2 separate regions of the Homo sapiens genome follow, and region 1 is linked to region 2. The links are chromatin contacts, found by Hi-C or POLR2A ChIA-PET in ENCODE. All regions are on one chromosome and are shown on one strand. Each heading gives the region's core, a stretch centred on a gene start or an enhancer-like site at or near the end of the contact. The rest is flanking DNA. Distances are from core to core; before and after follow the strand shown.

What was found. A loop is a pair of places that touch in the nucleus more often than their neighbours do. ChIA-PET counts read pairs that join two places held with the same protein, here RNA polymerase II (POLR2A). Pooled maps may share reads with other maps.
Region 1: a map with no recorded cell type shows a loop between it and region 2 (2.3-fold over the local background). The contact joins the enhancer-like site here to the promoter of ARHGEF2 in region 2. A Hi-C loop is called at or near these places in 1 of 37 single-sample maps with no recorded cell type and 3 of 50 pooled maps. POLR2A ChIA-PET finds 5 or more read pairs at or near these places in 3 of 52 experiments (HCT116, OCI-LY7 and activated B cell).

What each region holds. Positions count from the first base shown.
Region 1 is chr1:155,216,655-155,222,921 of GRCh38, reverse strand. It overlaps the pseudogene GBA1LP. Among named protein-coding and RNA genes, the nearest start is that of MTX1, 11 kb to the right of the region's middle. Within about 2 kb of position 3,066, at least 11 of the 41 ENCODE cell types and tissues checked have a DNase peak (open chromatin) inside an H3K27ac peak, as active enhancers do; they include OCI-LY7, where a contact is called at or near this core.
Region 2 is chr1:155,976,075-155,981,902 of GRCh38, reverse strand. It overlaps ARHGEF2 (Rho/Rac guanine nucleotide exchange factor 2), which reads left to right and starts at 3,356. Exons shown (of 22, transcript NM_001162383.2): 1 at 3,356-3,538. The coding sequence starts at 3,476. ARHGEF2-AS2 (ARHGEF2 antisense RNA 2) reads right to left here and starts at 3,264. Exons shown (of 3, transcript NR_183460.1): 1 at 3,209-3,264; 2 at 2,448-2,583; 3 at 1-1,036. RefSeq lists enhancers at 2,162-2,211, 1,599-2,220, 2,682-2,751, 4,882-4,961, 5,078-5,579 and 1 more and silencers at 3,092-3,141, 3,202-3,361.

The sequences.
Region 1 (6,267 bases), core at 1,817-4,316, 760 kb after region 2:
CGCCTCAGCTTCCCAAAGTGCTGGGATTACAGGCATGAGCCACTGCGCCCGGCCACTGGAGACCCCTTTTCTACCAAAAAAAATAAAAATAAATAAATAAATATATATATATATTTGTAAAGACGGAGTCTCTCTATGTTGCCCAGGCTGGTCTTGAACTCCTGGCCTCAAGGGATCCTCTTGTCTCAGCTTCTTAAAATGATGGGGTTACAGGCATGAGCCACCGTACCAGGCCTTAGCAAACTCTTTTTCAAGTGCTATACAAAGGGGACAGAGGAACGTGATTGTGGCCACCTAGTATGCCCCTATTGGCCACTGCAGTGAGGCCTAGGTGTTTGAAGAGAGGCACCTAGGGTAGTGGCTCTCAGGCACACCCTAGGGGCATTTTGGAAATTTGTGGGGCATCTTTAATAGAGACAATGATTAGGAGGCACTTTGAGAATTTAGTGGATGGAGCCCAGGAAAGGTAGACATTCTGCAACATGTAGTACATTCATACACAAGGAAGAATTCACTCATTTCACCTGACTTACAAATATAAAATCAAATATAAATCAGTAGGACTTTATTATAAAATATTGCAGAAAAGTTTCACAAGAATTTTTTGTAGAAAAAGCCCAATCAGGGCCGGGCATGGTGGCTCATGCCTGTAATCTCAGGACTTTGGGAGGCCGAGGCGGGTGAATCACCTGAGGTCAGGAGTTTGGGACAAGCCTGGCCAACATGGTAAAACCCCGTCTTGACTAAAAATACAAAAATCAGCCAGGCATGGTGGTGTGCGTCTGTAATCCCAGGTACTCGGGAGGCTGAGGCAGGAGAATCGCTTGAACCCAGGAGGCGGGGTTTGCAGTGAGCCAAGATCAAGCCACTGTGCTCCAGCCTGGGTGAAAGAGCAAGACTCCGTCGAAAGAAAGAAAGGAAGGGAGGAAGGGAGGAAGGGAGGGAGGGAGGGAGGGAGGGAAAGAAAGAAAAAAGAGAAGAGAGGGGAGGGGAGGGAAGAGGAGAAAAGAAGGAAGGAAGGCAGGAAGGAAGGAATCCAGTCGAGATCGTTAAATTTGTTGTAATTTTGTCTTTGGCACAATAAACATTAGTCCTTATTAAAACTAACTTTACTTAGAAAATAAAATAGAAAATCCTCAAGGACAAATCACATTGTACAGGAAATATGAAATGTGAAATAATATCCACCTTGGAAATTTTTTTTTTTTGAAACAGAGTGTTACTCTGTCTCCCAGGCTGGAGTGCAGTGGCACAATCTTGGGTCTCTGCAACCTCTGACTCCTGGGTTCAAGTGATTCTCGTACCTCAGCTTCCCAAGTAGCTGGGATTACAGGCGTGCACCACCACACCCAGCTAATTTTTGTATTTTCATTTCAGATGGGATTTTGCCATGTTGGCCATGAACACCTGTCCTCAAGCTATCCACTGCCTCAGCCTCCCAAAGTGCTGGGATTATAGGCATGAGCTACCGTGCCCAGCCACCCTGGAAAAATTTTACAAAATGAAGTATAAAAAGAAGAAAAGAGGGGCGGGCATGGTGCCTTGTGCGTGTAATCCTAGAACTCTGCAAAGCCGAGGCAGGAGATCCTTTGGGTTTAGGAGTTTGAGACCAACCTGCACAACATAGCAAGACCCTATTTCTACAAAAAATACAGACACTAGGCTGGGCGTGGTGGCTCACGCCTGTAATCCCAGCACTTTGGGAAGCTGAGGCCAGCAGATCACGAGGTCAGGAGATGGAGACCATCCTGGCTAACATAGTGAAACCCTGTCTCTACTAAAAATACAAAAAATTAGCCGGGTGTGGTGGCAGGCGCCTGTAGTCCCAGCTACTCAGGAGGCTGAGGCAGGAGAATGGCGTGAATCCGGGAGGCGGAGCTTGCAGTGAGCCGAGATCGTGCCACTGCACTCCAGCCTGGGAGACAGAGCAAGACTCCGTCTCAAAAAAAAAAAAATTTTGCTCAGTACCTGGCCAAAAAAGAAGCAGCTCACTCCCTGTACACAGAGGGTAAGAGAAAGGAGATGGTTGAACTTCTAAACTCGCTAAAGCAGGAGAGGCAAATGTGGAATGTGCTCAGGAAATATCTGTGAGATGAATGAATTTGAGGGAAGTAAGGTACTAGATAATTACCTGCCCTACCCAGAACAAATCCTGTGCAACGTTTCCTTGAAGAGCAGGAAGTCAGGCCGGGTGCTGTGGCTCACGCCTGTAATCCCAGCCCTTTGGGAGGCCAAAGTGTGCGAATCACCTGAGGTCAGGAGATTGAGACCAGTCTGGCTAACATGGTGAAACCCCATCTCTACTAAAATACAAAAATTAGCCGGGCGTGGTGGTGCGTGCCTGTAGTCCCAACTACTTGGGAGGCTGAGGCAGGAGAATTGCTTGAACCTGGGAGGCAGAGGTTGCGGTGAGCTGAGATCGGCCACTGCACTCCAGACTGGGTGACAGAGTGAGACAACATCTCAAAAAAACAAAAAAAAAAGAGAAAAGCAGGAAGTCTGGAAGGGGTGGCTACTGACATAGTGAAGCAACTAGTTCAATTCTACAACTTGACAACTACCCCTGTGCCAGGCTGTCTACAAGGATATTTAGAATGTGTAAGACATTCCTTCAAGGAACTCCAGGAACAGAGGCCTGACATGTTGCAATGTTTAGTGTCAAGCAGTGTACTAGAGACACATTATCACACTCAAACCTCACAACAGTTCTATGAGGTAGGAGTTATCACTCCCCTTTTATAGATGAAATAGAGGCTTAGAGTGATTGATTTACTGAAGGTCAAACAGCCAGTAAATGGTGTAGCAAGGATTCCAACCTTGCCGTCTCACTAAAACTGTACAAAAAAAGATACAAACAACAGACAAATAGTTCCCAGGCGCCTCCCAAGTTGCCAGGCACTGCATTTACCTCACTGACCCCTTTGAGGTTGTGGCATTGCCTCCATTTTCTAGGTGAGGAAATAGGCTGAGAGCTGGGGTTAGTCTGGTCATGACTGTGTGTGCCACTCCCACCAAATCTCATTTGATGTGGTTCATGAGGCAAATGGCATGGACAACTTCCTTCACATGTCCACTAAGCATATGGCCTTTTACAACACTTTCTGGTTTCTGAACTACTTTAAAACCTCACTGTCCTGTGAGGAAGGAAGAACAGTTATTACAATCTGCATCTGGAAGCCAATTGCCCTTTAGAGATATGGCTGCAATTGCCTCACTGCCTGTGTCATGTGACTCTCCGAGGCCCTTAATGAGTAAATGAGGGGTGCTGCAGGGGAGCCAAGCTGACCACTCCCCTCCCTCCAGTCCTGCCACCCCACTGCCAGTGTCCCACCCTCCTTGCGCCCTACACTTCACTGGCTAATAACCCCCCTCACTTTTTCCTGTGTTGAAGGCATCCTGGATAATTCCCCACCCACGAATGGTCCCTCCTCATCTCAGAGAGCTCTCCATGCACACCTGTTACTGTTTCTGTTTTTACCTGTAAATATCTGTGTCTGACTTCCATGCTTCATGCACCTCTATAGGGCAAAGACTGTGTCTTAAACATCACGGTAGCCTCAGCATGTTGTGCAATGAAGGTTTTTTTGTTTTTGTTCTTTGTTTTTTTTTTGGTATTAGCTTTATTTGTATCATTTTGAAATTTTTATCAAAAAAGCAGCGTGCCTGCTGTGGTTCCCATCCTCTGGGATTTAGGAATCTTTACCCGATTCTCCATCCAAGTCTGTCTTTCGTATTCTAGGCTCTTCCTAAAGTTGTCATTCACATATACCCTCCAGAATTTTATAGGGTGTATAATCTGTAACAACTCGGAGGAAGCCAATTGCCCTTTAGAAATATGGCTGCAATTGCCTCACTTCCTGTGTCATGTGACTCTCCTAGTCATCACATGACCCATCCACATTGGGAAGCCAGAATTACTTGCAGGAGTAACCTAGTGCCTATAGCTATGGCAGGTACCTGCATCCTTGTTTTTGTTTAGTGGATCCTCTATCCTTCAGAGACTCTGGAACCCCTGTGCTCTTCTCCTCATCTAGTGACCCTGAGGTGATGGAGTTTTCAAGTCCTTCCAGAGAGGTAAGAGAGAGAGCTCCCAATCAGCATTGTCACAGTGCTTCTGGAATCCTGGCACTGGAATTTAATGAATGACAGACTCTCTTTGAATCCAGGGCCATCATGGCTCTTTGAGCAAGGCACAGATGGAGGGAGGGGTCGAAGTTGAAATGGGTGGGAAGAGTGGTGGGGAGCATCCTGATTTGGGGTGGGCAGAGAGTTGTCATCAGAAGGGTTGCAGGGAGAGCTGCACCCAGGTGTCTGTGGGCCTTGTCCTAATGAATGTGGGAGACCAGGCCATGGGCACCCAAAGGCAGCTAAGCCCTGCCCGGGAGAGTAGTTGAGGGGTGGAGAGGGACTTGCTTTTCAGTCATTCCTCATTCTGTCCTCAGGAATGTCCCAAGCCTTCGGGTAGGGTAAGCATCATGGCTGGCAGCCTCACAGGATTGCTTCTACTTCAGGCAGTGTCGTGGGCATCAGATGAGTGAGTCAAGGCAGTGGGGAGGTAGCACAGAGCCTCCCTTCTGCCTCATAGTCCTTTGGTAGCCTTCCAGTAAGCTGGTGGTAGACTTTTAGTAGGTGCTCAATAAATCCTTTTGAGTGACTGAGACCAACTTTGGGGTGAGGATTTTTGAAACCGTCTTCAGTCTCTCCAAACAGCTGTGTCCGTTCTCCACATCCTTGTCAGACCTCACCTCTGCTTGTGCTCCCTCCCTCCCAGGTGGTGCCCCTGCATCCCTAAAAGCTTCAGTACAGCTCGGTGGTCTGTGTCTGCAATGCCACATACTGTGACTCTTGACCCCCCGACCTTTCCTGCCCTAGGTGCCTTCAGCCGCTACAAGAGCAGAAGCAGTGGGCATTGGATGGAGCTGAGTACAGGACCATACAGGCTAATTGCACCGGCACAGGTAACCATTACACCCTTCACCCCCCGGGCCAGGCTGGGTCCTCCTAGAGGTAAACGGTGTCAGTGATCACCATGGAGTTTCTCCCCTGGGCACTGATAACCCTGTGGATGTCCTCAGGCCTGCTACTGATCCTGCAGCCAGAAGTTCCAGAAAGTGAAGGGATTTGGAGGGGCCGTGACAGATGCAGGTGCCCTCAACATCCTTGCCCTGTCACCCCCTGCCCAGAATTTGCTACTTAAATGGTACTTCTCTGAAGAAGATGAGGAGGAAGGGGACAGGATGACATAGAGCCACTGACACTTTTCTTTGCCAATTCTTTGGACCCTGACTTCTGCCCATCCCTGACATTTGGTTCCTGTCTTAATGCCAGTGAAATAAGATTTCGCCGCCTATCATCTGCTAACTGCTACGGACTCAGGCTCAGAAAGGCCTGCGCTTCACCCAGGTGCCAGCCTCCACAGGTTCCAACCCAGGAGCCCAAGTTCCTTTTGGCCCTGACTCAGACACTATTAGGACTGGCAAGTGATAAGCAGAGTCCCATACTCTCCTATTGACTCGGACTACCATATCTTGATCATCCTTTTCTGTAGGAATCGGATATAACATCATCTGGGTACCCATGGCCAGCTGTGACTTCTCCATCCGCACCTACACCTATGCAGACACCCCTGATGATTTCCAGTTGCACAACTTCAGCCTCCCAGAGGAAGATACCAAGCTCAAGGTAGGCATTCTAGCTTTTTCAGGCCCTGAGGGCCCTGATGTCTGGGGGTTGAGAAACTGTAGGGTAGGTCTGCTTGTACAGACATTTTGTCCCCTGCTGTTTTGTCCTGGGGGTGGGAGGGTGGGGGCTAATGGCTGAACCGGATGCACTGGTTGGGCTAGTATGTGTTCCAACTCTGGGTGCTTCTCTCTTCACTACCTTTGTCTCTAGATACCCCTGATTCACCGAGCCCTGCAGTTGGCCCAGCGTCCCGTTTCACTCCTTGCCAGCCCCTGGACATCACCCACTCGGCTCAAGACCAGGGGAGCGGGGAATGGGAAGGGGCCACTCAAGGGACAGCCCAGAGACATCTACCACCAGACCTGGGCCAGATACATTGTGAAGTAAGGGATCAGCAAGGATGTGGGATCAGGACTGGCCTCCCCTTTGGCCATGCTGATCTGTGTCCCAACCCTCAACCTGGTTCCACTTCCAGATCTGCCTGTCCTCAGCTCACCTTTCTACCTTCTGGGCCTTTCAAACTTGGATCTGTCAGTCTTGCCCACTCCATCAGGCTTCCTGTTCTCTCGGTCTGGCCCACTTTCT
Region 2 (5,828 bases), core at 2,107-4,606:
GAATCTGAAAGCTGATGGGAGGGGAGGGCAGGTGGGACAGAGAGGTTTCTCTCCCATGGGGGAATGGAGATCTCGAAGGAACAAAGCAAAAGCAGAAACCTTGGGGTCTGAGTCTCACCTTCCTACAGGCTGTCTCACTGCAGGGTAGGGGAGTCTGCTAGTGGAATCACTCCCTTTTCTTGCCATGGGAATGGTAGGGGAAGTCAGTACTGCCCAGGGGCCATCCAGATCCCGGTTGGTCTGTTTGTCCACCCTTGACCTAACAGTCTGATGGAGGGTTGAGCAACCTGGTGAAGGGGAATGAGGGCAGAGACTCTGGAGCCCAGATGGGAAAGAGGGAAGCGCCAGAGTGAGTCAGGACATTGCCTCGCTCAGCCTTTCCTCCCCACGTCTGTCATCCTGTCTTCCTCTGTTTCCCTCTCCACCATCTCCTGCTACATCTTCCTTCCACCTTCATGAATGTGTGGGCCTGCTTCACTTAATCTCTTTCTCCATAAGCAGTAAACATCAGGGGGTGGGGCTGGAGAGAAGCTCAGTCAAGCAGTGAGAGAAGGAAGTAGCTTAGTCCCTCCTACTTGAGTAGCATTGCACACTTGATGAAACACTTTCAACTCATTTAATTCTTATAACAATTCTGGCAAAGATAAGTATTTCAATCTCAATTCTACAGACAAATACTTAAAGGTTAGTTACTTTGCCCAAGATCTCACAGCTCATAAGAGGTGGCGCCGTATTAGAAACTCAGGGCTTTGGCTGTGTATTGCCACTGTTTCTCTCAATAGCCGTAACACAACAGTTCATTCCCTCTCATCCTTCCCTTCTTCCAGCTTCTGGCTGGATGGCCACTTAAGGCAATTTGGCCTTAATCACCTCCTCCCAGAATATACAAGGTCCAGACCAATAGAAGAAAGAAGAAAAACAAACCACCTTGGGACAGTGTAGAGCTTGGGCTTGGGTATCCTCGGGAGACCCATCTCTTCTCCAACTGGCCGAGACTTTGGCAACCAGGTTCTTCCCTGGGACCTCCTCCCTACCCCTGAAATGGGAGGGACACATTTCGTCAAGTTAAATGGGCTAAAGAAGGTGATGGCTATTTTTAGATCCTGGTAGAAATGTTTGTTTCTGTGTATCTAAAAAATTATTTCTGAAAATCTGGAAGATATCACTGGATAGGAGTAGAGGGGGCGCTGGAATGAAGAAGGGTCTTGGAAAAGGGGGGCAGGTGACACCAAGGAGAAGGGAAAAGTGTTCATTGTTCAAGAGGATATAGAAAACGGAAACTGAGTCAAGCTGCAGGCCAAGCTCACTAAACACAGGTGTTTTTAAAGGCAGAACACTTTTCTTTTCCCTGTCCCTAGTCCCTTTCCTTGTTATTCATCTCCTAAGGGGAAGAAGAGGGCATAGGGTGAGGGGTAGGGTAACAGCAGGTGGGATGGAAAGTAGACTGAAGGTTGGGGTGGGAGACAGAAAAGAGTTGGAGGGTCGGGTCCTCTTCTTTCATAGAGACCTTCTTAGTTGAGTTGAGGGACCATGAGGTCGCTTGAAAAACCCCAGGGTTCAAATTCTATGTTTCCTGGGTACCCAGGCTGGAGTGTGGCCCTTTAAGATTCTATCCATAGCTTGCAGCACCCTCCTGCCCCAGGCCTGGGAGAGAAGCTGAGGTCCCACCCCAGATCTTGTCTCTGGGCCTCCAGTGGGTGGAACCTTGAGGCCAAGATTCTAGCCTCTGGCTGTCTGTTTTTAAATTTAGTACATTCCTGAGTCTTGGCTGCCCACCTCAGGGGAGGTGAGTCTGGAGTTCTGGGGCCAGGAGCCTCAGGCCTCTTGGTTTGGGGGAGTTCCTACACCCTCCCCGTAGGTATACTTGGCAGGTGCAAGCCAGGAAGAACAAGCTGTGGCCCTGGGGAAGTCCTTCCTGCTTTCTAATGTCCATCCAGCCTGAACTGGGCACGGTTTATTTCCTCTTCCTTTTTCCTGGTCTTTGCTATTTAAGGATTCTAAACAGGGGAATGGGTGAAGAAGGAGGTGAAGGAGTTGCTAGGAAGGAGGGGAAGCCGGAGGGGCAGTGTGGGGGTAGTGCTGGGGGTGAGGAGCCCAACCAGCTCAGCCAGTGGTGAGGTAGTGGAGCCCAAAAATAGTGGCAGAGGCTAAAATTGGCACCTACAAGAGTGCTGAGTTGGGCTTGAAACCTGCAGCCTGGCCCCACTGCTGAGCCAGGGCAGAGAACTGCTGGATCTGGGTTGGGTCTCCCCTCCCTCCCTTCTTCTCCCACGCCCTTTGGGGCCAGAATCAGGCAGGACCCTGCTAACCGAAGGCTCTGTCCCAGGCCTCTCTGTGCTTCTGGTTTCTCCAGAGAAATGGGAGACCCTGAGAGGCAGAAATGAACTTCACTGTAAGTGATCATAGTTAGACTGGAGGAGGAATTTTCCCAATAGCAGGAAACTCACCCAAAGGCTGGCTCAGGCTGGGGAAAAGGGTCCAGAGAGATGAATGCCCCACCTTACCCTGCTTCTTGGGGAGAGGCTGGTTGGGCCCTAACTTTCTTTGACTAGGGCAGGCTGGTTTCTGGTCTTTCAGTTCCGGCTTAACTTGCAACAGAGAGAACTGCAGTTAGACACATGGAAGGCCTTCGGTAAAAGTGGAGAATCCCAACCTAGTCCCCCAAAGTAGCTGGCAGAGGCGGAGCTAGGAGGAGGGCAGAGTGGGGTCAGGAAGGCCCCAGAAGGGTGGGGCATGTGGGAGAATTCTCTCCTCTCTGTTCTTCGACCTCTGGGAGTGAATCCTACCCTTCCCGTGTACTGAAGATCCAGCGTTTAGTTCTCCTTTGATTTCCTCTCCCTCTGGCCACCCCTGCCCCCAATCGTAAAAGGGGTCAGTCTGCTCAGGCCTGCTTTGATGGGACCCCGAAGGCCAGGAAGGAACTGGTCCTGGGTTTTCTAAGAGCTGGGGGCGGATGGAATTCTCCTGCCTGCGGGTCTTTAAAGACTGAGGTAACGCAGTAGGGGAGGGAAAAAGGGAGGGCGAGGGGAGAAGGGAAGAAGGGGAGGGCAGAGGGGAAAGGGCCAACCTGGGTCCGGCGAGGGCTGCGGGGCTGGGTTTTAGGAAAAGAAGAGCTAAGAGGCGGGTCTCTGGGGCTAGAGGGCGCCCCCAGGCGCTGGAGGGGAAATAGGCAGAGGGGCCTCTCAAACCTGTCCTAGGACCCTCGTACCTCTCCGAGCTGCCCCCACACAAACCCTGGCGTCCCGTCCTGCGCGCGGGCACCCCGCCCTCCCTCCGCTCCGCCTACCCCCTTCCTGAGCTTGGGCGGGGGAGGAGACTCGGGTTTGAGGAACTGGTGCTGGGTGCCGGGCGAGGGGAGTCAGACTTCCTGTCCCCGAGACCAACGCGTGCGGGCCGAACCCCTCCCCCCGCCTTCCCCCAACAATACAGGACGCCGGGGTCCGCGCCGCGTCCTCCCTGGTCCCCCCGTCCGATTATGTCTCGGATCGAATCCCTCACGCGGGCGCGGATCGACCGGAGCAGAGAGCTGGCGAGCAAGGTGGGCTCGGAAACCCCTCTCCTTTCGCCGCGGTCCTCGGGTGCTCCCCGAACCCCGGCACCCGCGGTGCATCTCCTGTCTCCCCGCCTGCTTTCTGGGCGCCAAAATCGGGCGGAGCGGTGGATCGGCGAGCGGCGGGACGGGGTGGGTGGGGACTGCGAGCGAGTGGGTAGGGGTGGGGGGAGCGGCAGACGCGACGGTGCTGGGATCCCGGGAGGGAGCGGAGCGGACCTGGGCTTGGTCGCCTCCAAGCCGGCGGGACCGAGTGCTTTAGGCCGCTTGAAAGAAAGTTGCTCCGGTAAGGGACGGAGCGGGAAGAGGGAGGTGTGTGTCTCGCGGGTGGGGGCGGTGGAAGCTCCGGCACCTCCTCTCACCCCGGGCCCCACCGGCTTGGGCTTGGCGTGGCGACCCCCCATCACTCCCCAATCGCTGGCTTGGTCGTTCCCCCTTTGTCCCCGCCATCCGGCGGAGGGGACGGGAGGGGGTGGTTTCCCGGCTTCCTCCCACCACCACCACCACCCCTCCAAGACAAAAGTCAGCTCCTCCTCTCCTCGCAAATGGACTTTCCAGCTGTGATTCAGTTCTCCCCTCTGGGTGGGCGGGTGGCTGGGGTCGGGACGGCCGAGGGACGGCTTACTTCCCCCAAACCATCACCTCTAGGTGAAGGGAGCAGAGGTCTTTGTGTAGCTGGGCTCCTTTCCTCCATCCTGAGCCCTTCTGCCTGGAACATAGGGCCTCCATCCCTATCTGCCCCGCCAGCCTCCTAGCTCTTCCTTCTCCCAACCTGAAACCCTTAGGCTGACACACCTGGCACTATGCATTGTGTTCCCTGCCCTTCCTCCTCCTCCCCCAGCGCTCTCATTCTCTTATCTGCTCGTCTTGGGGTCCCTTCACCTAGCATTTCATGAGTCTGGGTGTATAATTATCCACACGCCTCCCCCATCATGACCTCTTGGCCACTCCTCTCCAAGTACCCTTTATCCCTGCCTTTGTACCCAGCCCCATTCCCAAGTGCCCTGACCTTTCCACACCCAGACCCCAGGAAATGATGAAGCTGACTTGCAGGTGAATAAGTCAGAGCTGAAAGGAAGGTGGTGCCTGCAGACAGCACCTCCCAGCTCCTTTGGGGCCCCCGCACTGTACCCATTATCAGAAAGGACAGGTCCCAGCCCAGAGTTGGTTTAATCTCTGGCTTCTCTCCAACCTGAGTGCCCTACTACCCTGGTGCCAGCCTATGCTGATCACCAACTTCAGCCAAGGGAGCAGTACCCCTTAGGAGTCCTTAAGGGTGATGGAAAGCCCTCCCCTCCACCTCCCTGGTAGTTCCTAGCCAGGCTACCTGTCTTGATGCTAAACTGGGAGAGACAGAGGTTCCATCCTGGGTTGGGGGTGGAGGGCCAGGGAAAGCAGCTTTAAAAGGACTTTCCTTAGGGGGTTGGGATTAGATTTTGCTATCTGGAAAGCAACTGGGGATTCGAGTAGGGCCTAAGACAAACAGAGGGCCGGGGTGAGGTGGCTGAAGTGTGGTGGAACAGTGGGGTGGCAGACAGGCTCTTCACAGCCTGCGCCAGCCCAGGCCCCAGCTCCAAAAGTCTGTTTATTTTTTCAACCGTTTGAGCTGAGACCCTGGAGTAGAGCCAAGGGGGGCGGGGGAGGTTTTTTGAAACCGCAGAAATTTGGTTCCACCCTAAAAAGGAAAGCCATGGGGGAGCTGGTTGGGGGAAGACCTGGCTAGGGGGTATAGAGAGCGGTTCTGTGGGGGCAGGTAGCTACTGGGATCCCTTTTCCATTATTGTGGGGAGCTGGGACGTCAGACATCTGGGTGTTCATGCTCTGTTTTTGTTTTTGTTTTTGGTGGTGGGGGGACTGGCTCTTCTTTCTACTATGGGGGCTGGCTGTGTGGGGCAGGTAATTTGGGAATCTGGCTGGCAGCAGGGAGTCGGGGGCTGAGTGGGTGGATCTGAGAGGGCAAAGAGGCCACCGGAGAAGGGTGGTTGTCAGTTTGGGCCGGTCGGAAGGGGAGGGCCACCTCCGGAAAACTGTGGTTACAGAAGGGGGAGTTGGTTCTTAGCCAACAAACCCTGGATCCCCTCTCCCCCTCCCCCCAGCACACCAGCTGTCTCCTTTCTTTTTATACTGTGGTGGGAAGTAGAGGGGCACCCGCTGGAAAAGACATTATTTGAAGAAGATGGTGTCCCCTGCTACCTCCTTGGGGGGATGGGTCACAGCTAAGCCCTGACACCTCAGCCCCTCCCCATTCCTTGCCTCATTCCCTGGGAGCTCCTCCTAG